Regions from separate parts of the Homo sapiens genome. Here region 2 is linked to region 1. A link is a contact called in ENCODE Hi-C or POLR2A ChIA-PET data. All regions are on one chromosome and are shown on one strand. The core of a region is the stretch at or near the end of the contact, and the rest is flanking DNA. Distances in the headings are between cores, read along the strand shown. Region 1 overlaps OSBPL1A (oxysterol binding protein like 1A). Region 2 holds the start of CABYR (calcium binding tyrosine phosphorylation regulated).

Region 1 (4,710 bases), core at 1,169-3,668:
CAAAATCCAAAACACTTTTGGTATATTTTAAAAAACGGATACTCAACCTGTATGAGATTTCTAGCTCCTCCACATCCTTGTCAGCACTTGGTATTGTCAATGTTTACAATTATTTTGATTTTAGACATTGTAATAGGTATAAATATAAATTGTAATAGGTATAAATAGGATAGCTCATTGTGGTTTTAACTCTGCAGTTCTCTAATAACTGATGCTGTTGAACATCTTTTTAAATTTTTATTTATTTTTTTTTAGAGATGAGGTCTTATTCTACTACCTAGGATGGAGTGCAGTGGTGGATCATAGCTCACTGCAGCCTCGAACTCCTCGGCTCAAGTGACCCTCCTGCCTTAGCTTCCCTAGTAGCTATGACTACAGGCATGTGTCCCCATGCCTGGCTAAATTTATTTTACTTTATTTTTTTAGAGACGGATTTTCACTATGTTGCCTAGGCTGGTCTTGAACTCTTGGCCTCAAGCAATCCTCCTGCCTCAGCCTCCTAAGTAACTGGAATTATAGGTGTGAGCCACTGCAATCAGCTGACTTCATGTGCTTATTTGCCATGTGTATGTATATATATATATATATATATATATATACACATATATATATATATATGAAGTATCTATTCATTTTTTATTGTTCTTTTTTGTTGTTGTTGTTCCAGAGACAGGGTTTCACTCTGTTGCCCAGGCTGGAATACAATGGCGCAATCATGGCTCACTGCAGCCTCGAACTCCTGGGCTTGAGAGATCCTCCCACCTGAGCCTCCCAAGCAACTGGGACTATAGGTGCATGTCACCAAACCTGGCTATTTTTAAAATCTTTTACTAGAGACAAGGATCCCACTATGTTGCCCAGGCTGGTCTCTAACTCCTGGGCTCAAGTGATCCTCCCACTTCAGCCTCCCAAAGTGCTGGGATTACAGGCATGAGTCACTGCGCCTGACCTTATCATTTCTTACTGTTGAGTTTTAAGAATTCTTTATATATTGTGGCTACAAGTCCTTTGTTGGCTATATGATTTGCAAATAATTTTTACTATTCTATAGTTTATCTTTTCATTCTCTGAACAGTATCTTTCGATATAAGGTTTTTAATTTAATAACATCTAATTTATCACTTTTTGTCTTTTATGGGTTATAATTTTGGTATCATATCCATAAGAGTTCTTTGCCTAATCCAAAGTTGTAAGAGTTTCTCCTATGTTTTCTTCCAAAACCCTTAGTTTTACATTTTACGTAAATGATCTATTTTGAGCTGATTTTTGTAAAAGGCGTGAGGTCTAGTTTGAGGTTCATTTTTTAACATATAGATGTCCAACTGTCTCCATAGCACAGATGGTTGTCTGTGGAAAGGACTATTCTTCTTAGCTGTATTGCCTTTGCAGCTTTGTCAAAAATCAACTGACCACATTTCTGCGGGTCAATTTCTGGATTCCCTTCCCCGTCGCATTAATCTATACTTTGTCTATAGTTTGGCCACCACCACACTGTCTTGATTACAACAGCTTTAGCATTAAGCCTTAAAATTGGGTAGTGGGAGTCCATCAATTCTGTTCTTCCTTTTCAAAATTATTTTGGCTGTTCTGTCATTTGCCTTTCCATACAAACTTAGAATTCGTAAGTTAGAATCAACTTCTCTGTATCTATTAAAAATCATCTTGGGATTTTGATTTGGACTGTGCTCATACAGACTGCTTATAGATCAGTGAGGGGTGAACTGACATCTTAACTATAATTGAGGCTTCCAAATATATCGAGACAGTGTGTCTCTGCATTACTGAGGTAATTCTTGATTACTTTCAACAGTATCTTGTAGTTTTCAACATACACATCCTTTACATATTTTGACATTTGCATTCTGCCATTGAGCCTATCCCAGTTATTATATTCTATTACTATATTTTTAGTACTAAAATTTCCAAAAATACTTCTATTTTTTTTTTTTGGCTAAAATGTCTTTTTCTATTTTAGTTTGTTGAGATTTTCCTGTTGCTTGGTATGCTGAATGATTTTGGATTGTATTCTGCACACCTGAATATTGTAAGACTCTGTCCTCTTAACCTCTTCTGGAGAATACTGATAAAAATTTTTTTTAGTAGGCAATTAACAGAGTTTCAGGCCAGAAGTCCTGACTCTCCTCCTGTGAGCTTTCATTCCAGTGTCAGTTTAATTTTCAAAGCCTCTGTAGTGCTGCTCAGATCCACCCCTCAATAGCCATCCAGGGACCTGGCTCTCAGGCCACACAGCATTTCAGATCCTGAGGCCCTTGTGTACCCTTCTGGGTCATTTCAATGCATGTGTGTAGGGATGAGCGTAGGAACTCATAATGCAGCTTCAGGGGACCCCTTTCTTGAGCTCCCTCCTCTTTGTGGTTTCCCCAACACTCTTAGACACCAGGGGGCGCTTTCTCTCCCCTCCGGCTGGCAAGCTGGGGTTTGAGCCTCTCTGCTCTGTCTTGTATCTCCCACAACTAGGTCTTCTTCTGGGGCAAAGGGGTAAAAGAAAAGAAAGAAAAACAAGTAACAGGAATTCTCTCACACTCTTTGAACCCCAGGGGTTCCTTTACTCAGTTTCTCTGGCCAAAGAGAAGGACTCTGAGGTACGTGTGTGATTGCCACAGCCACCATCGCAGCAGGAGTGTAGCTACAGACCCTAGTGCTTGCTTTGGGGCAAGGCTGTGAGACAAAATTAAAACAGGATTTCCCCTATTCTCTACTTCCTGCAAGGGTATCTTTCTAGGTCCTTTAATTAGAAAGAAAGAATTACTCTCAGAACTTTTTCGGTCGGCCTCTAATCCCCAGTTCTGCAATTTGCTGCTCTGATTCTGAGCCAGATTTGGGAGAAATATATAAAACCAGTAAACTCACTGCCATATTGGTGTTCAGGTTTTGATTTCTCTCCCCAGTCTGCCTGCTACTATCTACTTTTCAGAGTCTTTGGGTTGTTGCTTTGTCTTCTGTCCGGGGTATCTAGTTGTAATCAGTGTTAAAGAGATAGGGTATCGTATGCTTATTCTCTCCTAACTGGAATTAATTGTGGATTTAAAGCTAATCTTACAAAAGAAGAGAACTCCCAATTTATCTAACGCCTAACATGTGCCACACAATTGTCATTTCATTATTTCTCAGAGTGAATTCATTTTGAAAGATCTGTAAACAAAACATTGGCACAAGGATATAAAAAAGCATGTTTCATAAGAACTGTCATGAAGCAATTAACTCCATCGATCTTAAAATAGATCCAAACACCAGAGTCAAAAATCAAGTTAAACTATTTACACATACCCAGATTAATTAGCAATGGCTACTGCCATGTTTCTCAAATTCTTTTACATAGACGTAGACAGTTTGCACTGTATGAAAGCTGTTTCTTTTTCTCCAGCTTTTGAACAGTAAGGTCAGCTGAGTGTGCATGTCTACACTTACAGGCAGGTCTACATGAAAAGAGTGTAATGGCTTGATCAGAACTCACTCAAGGAGCTCCAAGGTGATGGTTCCTTTGGGTTCTGCTTCTACACTCTTCCCCCAGAATTTCAGTTTGGGATAGATAGAGCCATGAAAGATGAAGTCATTGTTTAATCCTTCAGCATGAAATGCACTGATTGGTGGGTGATGGCTGACCTGTTCGGAGATGAGTCTAAATCCAAGGTCATCTCTTAAGATTTAAAAAAAAAAAAAAAGAAAAAAAAAAGCAACATTATAATTAACTCTATCATTAAACATGTACATAATTGCCCTTTCAAAGTAAACAATTCTTTTGTTGTTGTTGTTGAGACAAAATCTTGCTCTGTCGCTCAGGCTGGAGCAGTGGCGTGATCTTGGCTCACTGCAACCCCTGCCTCCCAGGTTCAAGCACTTCTCCTCCCTCAGCCTCTCGACTAATTGGGATTACAGGCATGCACCACCACACCTGGCTAATTTTTGTATTTTTAGTAGAGACGGGGGTTTCATCATGTTGGCCAGGTTGGTTTCGAACTCCTGACCTCGTGATCAACCCACCTCAGCCTCCCAAAGTGCTGGGATTACAGGCATGAGCCACCATGCCCGGCCAACAATTCTTTATTCTCATTGCAATGAAACAACTTCATATATGAGAAATTATACAAATGCAACCCAAACCACCAAATCCAATGTTGTAATGCTAGCTACTTGAACAAATTAAAACAAAGAACACCCAGATGAATTTGAATGATTTGCATGAAAAAATATTAGTCATGTAAATTTAAAACACATCATTCCTTTTACATTAGAGAAATCTAGTGTGTCCACTTTCAAACATCTAGGGAATAAATGAGATCAAAACTTGTGCAGAGAAGAGGAGGAACGCATAGAAAAACTAAAGCCAAATAAAGTCCCTTAATCATATATAAACAAGACACAGGCTAGCTCAAGCAAACAGAACTGCACTTACAGATGCAGTCATTGGCTTCATGCAAACAATATATACTTATGCTAATATATTTTATTTATATTTTTTAATAAAGAGATATTTTTATAAGAGGGCCTCACTGTTGCCCAGGCTGGAGCGCAGTGGCTAATGATGGGTGCAAGCCCACCACTGACCAGCACAGGAGTTTTGACCTGCGTCCATTTCTGACCTCCCTCTCCTGGGAGGTCACCATATTCATGCCAAACTTAGTGCAGACACCTGGCCAGCATAGTGCACTACAGCCCAGAGCTCCTGGGCTCAAGAGATCCTGCTGCCTC
Region 2 (4,320 bases), core at 999-3,498, 38 kb before region 1:
TGAGAAAATGCTTCTAACCCACTGGCTTCCTAAAGTAGGAGATTTCTGAGATGAGTTCTAAAGGAGAAGCAGGATGCAGTCAGGTGAAAACACTTGCTGGAGCAGCATCCAAGGCCTTGGACCTAATGAGCAAAAGCACAGAGGTGATAAGCGACATGTGTGTTCAAGACTCTGGAGGGTCAAGTGGGAATCACATGGTGAGACATGAAATACGAGAGGTATGCAGAGGCCACACCCACAACCATGGACTTCCATAGGGTAAGGATTTGGGGTGTGGGAGAGGGGCAGTGGAAGGTACATTTGCGTTTTAAATCATTGGTGACCAAAAAATAACATACTGGTGATTGAAAGGGAGATGAACACAAGCCAAGATTGTGAAACCACATCAAATCATTAAGAGTTCAAGAAATCAAAGCAGCGATGGGCAGTGGTTTGAAAATTCTTGGTTAGATGTTTACATTGTAACAATTTGCATTTCAGAATGACTCAGCCAAACAGTCACTGAAGAAATGGAGAGTAAAATCTTGTTTTTTGAGTTACAGGTATTTCTGCATAATACCTTACACCTAATAGATGTTTGAGATGACCCACCAAGGTTACGTTAAAAAAACCATAAATGTCTCCAATTCCAAAAGACACCATAGATGAGGTACTTAGGATTTTCAGTAGCTCAGTTCATTATGTCTCTGACACCTAAATGTGTTATAAACCAAGCTATCAGAAATCATGACAGCCTCATCTCACTTTTATTTACATTACCAAAGTGGTGCTGGAGGCAAGTGATGAAGGATGAAAAATATCTGCAGACCCACCAACATACTCAGTCTAAAAGCATTTCTCCCTTTTTTTTGTTTTGTTTTGTGAGACGGAGTCTCGCTAATTCTCCCTTTTTAAGTATGTAAACTTCCCGAGAAGAGGGAGCTTTCCTGGCACTCAGTAAAATAATTATTAAGTGGATTAATGAATGGCACCAGATAATGCTGACTGAGGCCTTAACATTGCTTTTATTGCAAAGTGCTCTGGAAGCCCTAATTTTTTCTGAATTAAAAAATAGGGTTTTGTTTTATTTTGGTTTGGTTTTTGTTTTGTTTTGTTTTGTTTTTGGTCAGATATCTGCCCTGGCGATGCTCTTTGGTTTAAAGTAGTTGCTTTTTAAACATTTGAAGATGGATCAAAATTAAGGCTGCTTGTACTCTGATAATCATGATTATGGTGTTATTTAGAGCCCAGCCCAAATACCTGAGCCTAAATGAGTGAAAGAGCAGAGAGTGGGCGTTTTTTTGTTTTTTTTGTTTTGTTTTTTGTTTTTTTGAGACGGAGTCTCGCTCAGTAGCCCAGGCTGGAGTGCAGTGGTGTGATCTGGGCTCACTGCAACCTCCGCCTCCCAGGTTCAAGCAATTCTCTGCCTCAACCTCCAGAGTAGCTGGGATTACAGGCACCCACCACCACGACCGGCTAATATTTTGTATTTTTAGTAGAGACAGGGTTTCACCATCTTGGCCAGGCTGGTCTTGAACTCCTGACCTCGTGATCCACCCGCCTCGGCCTCCGAAAGTGCTGGGATTACAGGCGTGAGCCACCGTGCCCGGCAGAGTGGGCGTTTTTAAATGAAGCAGTATTCCTTTAGTTTGGTAAAATTGAGCTGAAGTTACACACAGTAACACCTTGACTTGTTGCTGACGGTGTGCTTTGTGGGGATAGTTGGTGTCTGATCTCAACTGTGGAGAAACAGGAAGTTTCTGGATTCATGCTGAACTCCCATTCCACAGGCGAGTTTCACAAAAGAAAAAGTGCTCTGTTGCATACAATTATTCACTGTGTGTCTACAACGTGGCAGAAATTATTATTCCTAAAGGTGACCGAAGAGAGCTATAGTTTATGGGGCCAGGAGCAATGTGTGGAATGGCGAGGCAGTGACAAGACAGCACTGCCATAAATCTCTTACTTTCTTTCCAAACGAGCTCTAATTTTAAGCTCAACGACCAAAGACGGAGAGGCAGTCGCTTTGAGCTACTCCTGGCTATTTGTTGGGAAATCACCTAAATCCGTTCAGATTTAGCCAGAAAAGGGGAAATAAGTCTCCCTCGCCGGCCAAATCATGGCCTTTGTCGCTTTCGGCTCCCCATTGGCTGCGGCCGCTGTGGCCCCGCCTCCTTGAGTGGTGCGGAGCTTTGTGATGCGGAGCTTCGTGATGCACGCCCCGATGCCTGCGGGGCTATAAAAACGCTCGCAAGCGCCAAGTCTCCTCAGGAGCCGCCGGCAAGGGGGCAACGAGGAAGCTCTTAAGAGCGCGGCCGGAAAGCAGGTGGGGAGAATCTGGAGAAAAGGCGCACCCTGCGGCCTCGGAGACCATTATGTCTCAGGGAGTCTCTCGCAGTGGGAGAGGTCGTCGGGGCAGGCGGAGGGTCCTCAGAGTCGGGGGTGGGGGGCCTGTGGGGCGGCCCCGGCCCACACCGGGGAGTGCGGCGACCAGACGGCCAGCTGCCGAATCTGAGGCCTCGGTGGGTCCGTCGCCCGCCTCTCTTGGACAAGTCCAGGCGATGTGAGCACGCCCAGCCTCCTACATTTCACTCCCGTCTCTCCCAAACAGACCTAGCGCAAAACGAGCACTGACACAGCGGGGGCCCACATCCCGGAGGTTCTTTAGGGAGAGGTCGGGGAGTGCGGTTACCTATGGCTCCGAAGTCCCCGCTGGCATCCTGAAAGGCATCGTATTTCTCGCTTAAGGCGTTACCCTTGTGGTAGTGGGCGCATGGACGTTTACAGTTGGGCGGGGCAGGATTTAAATTCCGCCAGTGGTGGACCAGTATTGGTGATAGGAGAGATCTGGGAAGAATTATTAAGCTGTCGCTTTTAAATAACCCTAATAGTGTTTGTGACAATTTTACCCGTTGACTTTTCTCAGCTTGCTTAGGACAGTTCTTTGTGGGGAACTGAACTGTAGGACGTTTAGCGTCCCTGGCCCCACACGTTCCCAAAGTCGGGGTGAGAACTAGTGGGACGGGGGATCATGGAGTGCATGGCCGCTGTCCCCACCTTTGGTAGCACCAACTGCTAACTGCCTCCTGAAAGGTTGTTGGCGCCATCATGGTTTCTGGGAGCCACTTTCTTTTTTATTCTTTTTTTTTTTTTTTGAGACGGACTCTAGCTGTGTCACCCAGGCTGGAGTGCAGTGGCGCGATCTCGGCTGTCAGCTCCGCCTCCCGGATTCACGCCATTCTCCTGCCTCAGCCTCCCGAGTAGCTGGGACTACAGGCACCCGCCACCACGCCCGGCTGATTTTTTGTTTTAGTAGAGACGGGGTTTCACCGTGTTAGCCAGGATGGTCTCCATCTCCTGACCTCGCCTCGTGATCCGCCCGACTCGGCCTCCCAAAGTGCTGGGATTACAGGCGTGAGCCACCGCGCCCGGCCTCTGGGAGCCACTTTCAAAACGGTCTATCTACTCACTTTGGGTACTTAAAGAAAATTAGACATATGATATATATGAGTATGTATCAAATATATATATGTATCAAATAGTATGTATGTATCAAACATGTCATGCTGCCTATGCCCCTTAGCATTTAGCATGTGGGACTGCGGAATCCCCACTTCTGATTTTTTAAAAAATTCTTTTTTTGTGAGTACACAGTAGGTGTATATATTTATGGGGCACATGAGATGTTTTGATTCAGACATACAATGTTAATCACATTGGGAATGGGGCATCTATCCCCTCAAACATTTATCCTTTGTGTTACAAACAATCCAGTTATACTCTTTCTGTTATTTTAAAATGTACAATTATTGACTATAGACACCCTGTTGTGCTTTCAAGTAGTAGGTTTTATTCATTTTTTATACCCATTAACCAGCCCCACTTTCCCCCTCCCCCACCCAGGCCCCATTACCTTTCCCAGCTTCTGGTAACCATCCTTCTCTATGTCCGTGGGTTCAATTGTTTCAATTTTTAGCTCTCACAAATAAGAGACCATGCAATGTTTTCCTTTCTGTGCCTCACTTACTTCATTTAACATAATAATCTCCAGTTCCATCCACTTTGTTGCAAATGACAGGATCTCATTCTTTTTTAATGGCTGAATAGTACTCCATTGTATGTATGTACCACATTTTCTTTATCCATTCATCTGTTGATAGACGCTTAGGTTGCTTCCAAATCTTAGCTATTGTCAACAGTGCTGGAACAAACATGGGAGTGCAGATATCTCTTCTGTATACTGATTTCCATTTGGGTATATACCCAGCAGTGGGATTGCTGGATCACTTCTGGTTTTTTAAAGATGGTTTAATTCAGTAAATCTGTTGAATGATATCGTAA

What was found. Hi-C counts contacts between places; a loop is a spot of excess contacts on that map. ChIA-PET counts read pairs that join two places held with the same protein, here RNA polymerase II (POLR2A). Pooled maps may share reads with other maps.
Region 2: a map with no recorded cell type shows a loop between it and region 1 (4-fold over the local background). The contact joins the promoter of CABYR here to the enhancer-like site in region 1. A Hi-C loop is called at or near these places in 1 of 37 single-sample maps with no recorded cell type and 3 of 50 pooled maps. POLR2A ChIA-PET finds 5 or more read pairs at or near these places in 16 of 52 experiments (A549, A673, AG04449 and 11 more).

The regions. Positions count from the first base shown.
Region 1 is chr18:24,174,538-24,179,247 of GRCh38, forward strand. OSBPL1A (oxysterol binding protein like 1A) reads right to left here. Exons shown (of 28, transcript NM_080597.4): 21 at 3,476-3,658. Among named protein-coding and RNA genes, the nearest start is that of CABYR, 38 kb to the left of the region's middle. Within about 2 kb of position 2,419, at least 5 of the 41 ENCODE cell types and tissues checked have a DNase peak (open chromatin) inside an H3K27ac peak, as active enhancers do.
Region 2 is chr18:24,136,814-24,141,133 of GRCh38, forward strand. It overlaps CABYR (calcium binding tyrosine phosphorylation regulated), which reads left to right and starts at 2,249. Exons shown (of 6, transcript NM_153769.3): 1 at 2,249-2,305. RefSeq lists an enhancer at 1,834-1,893.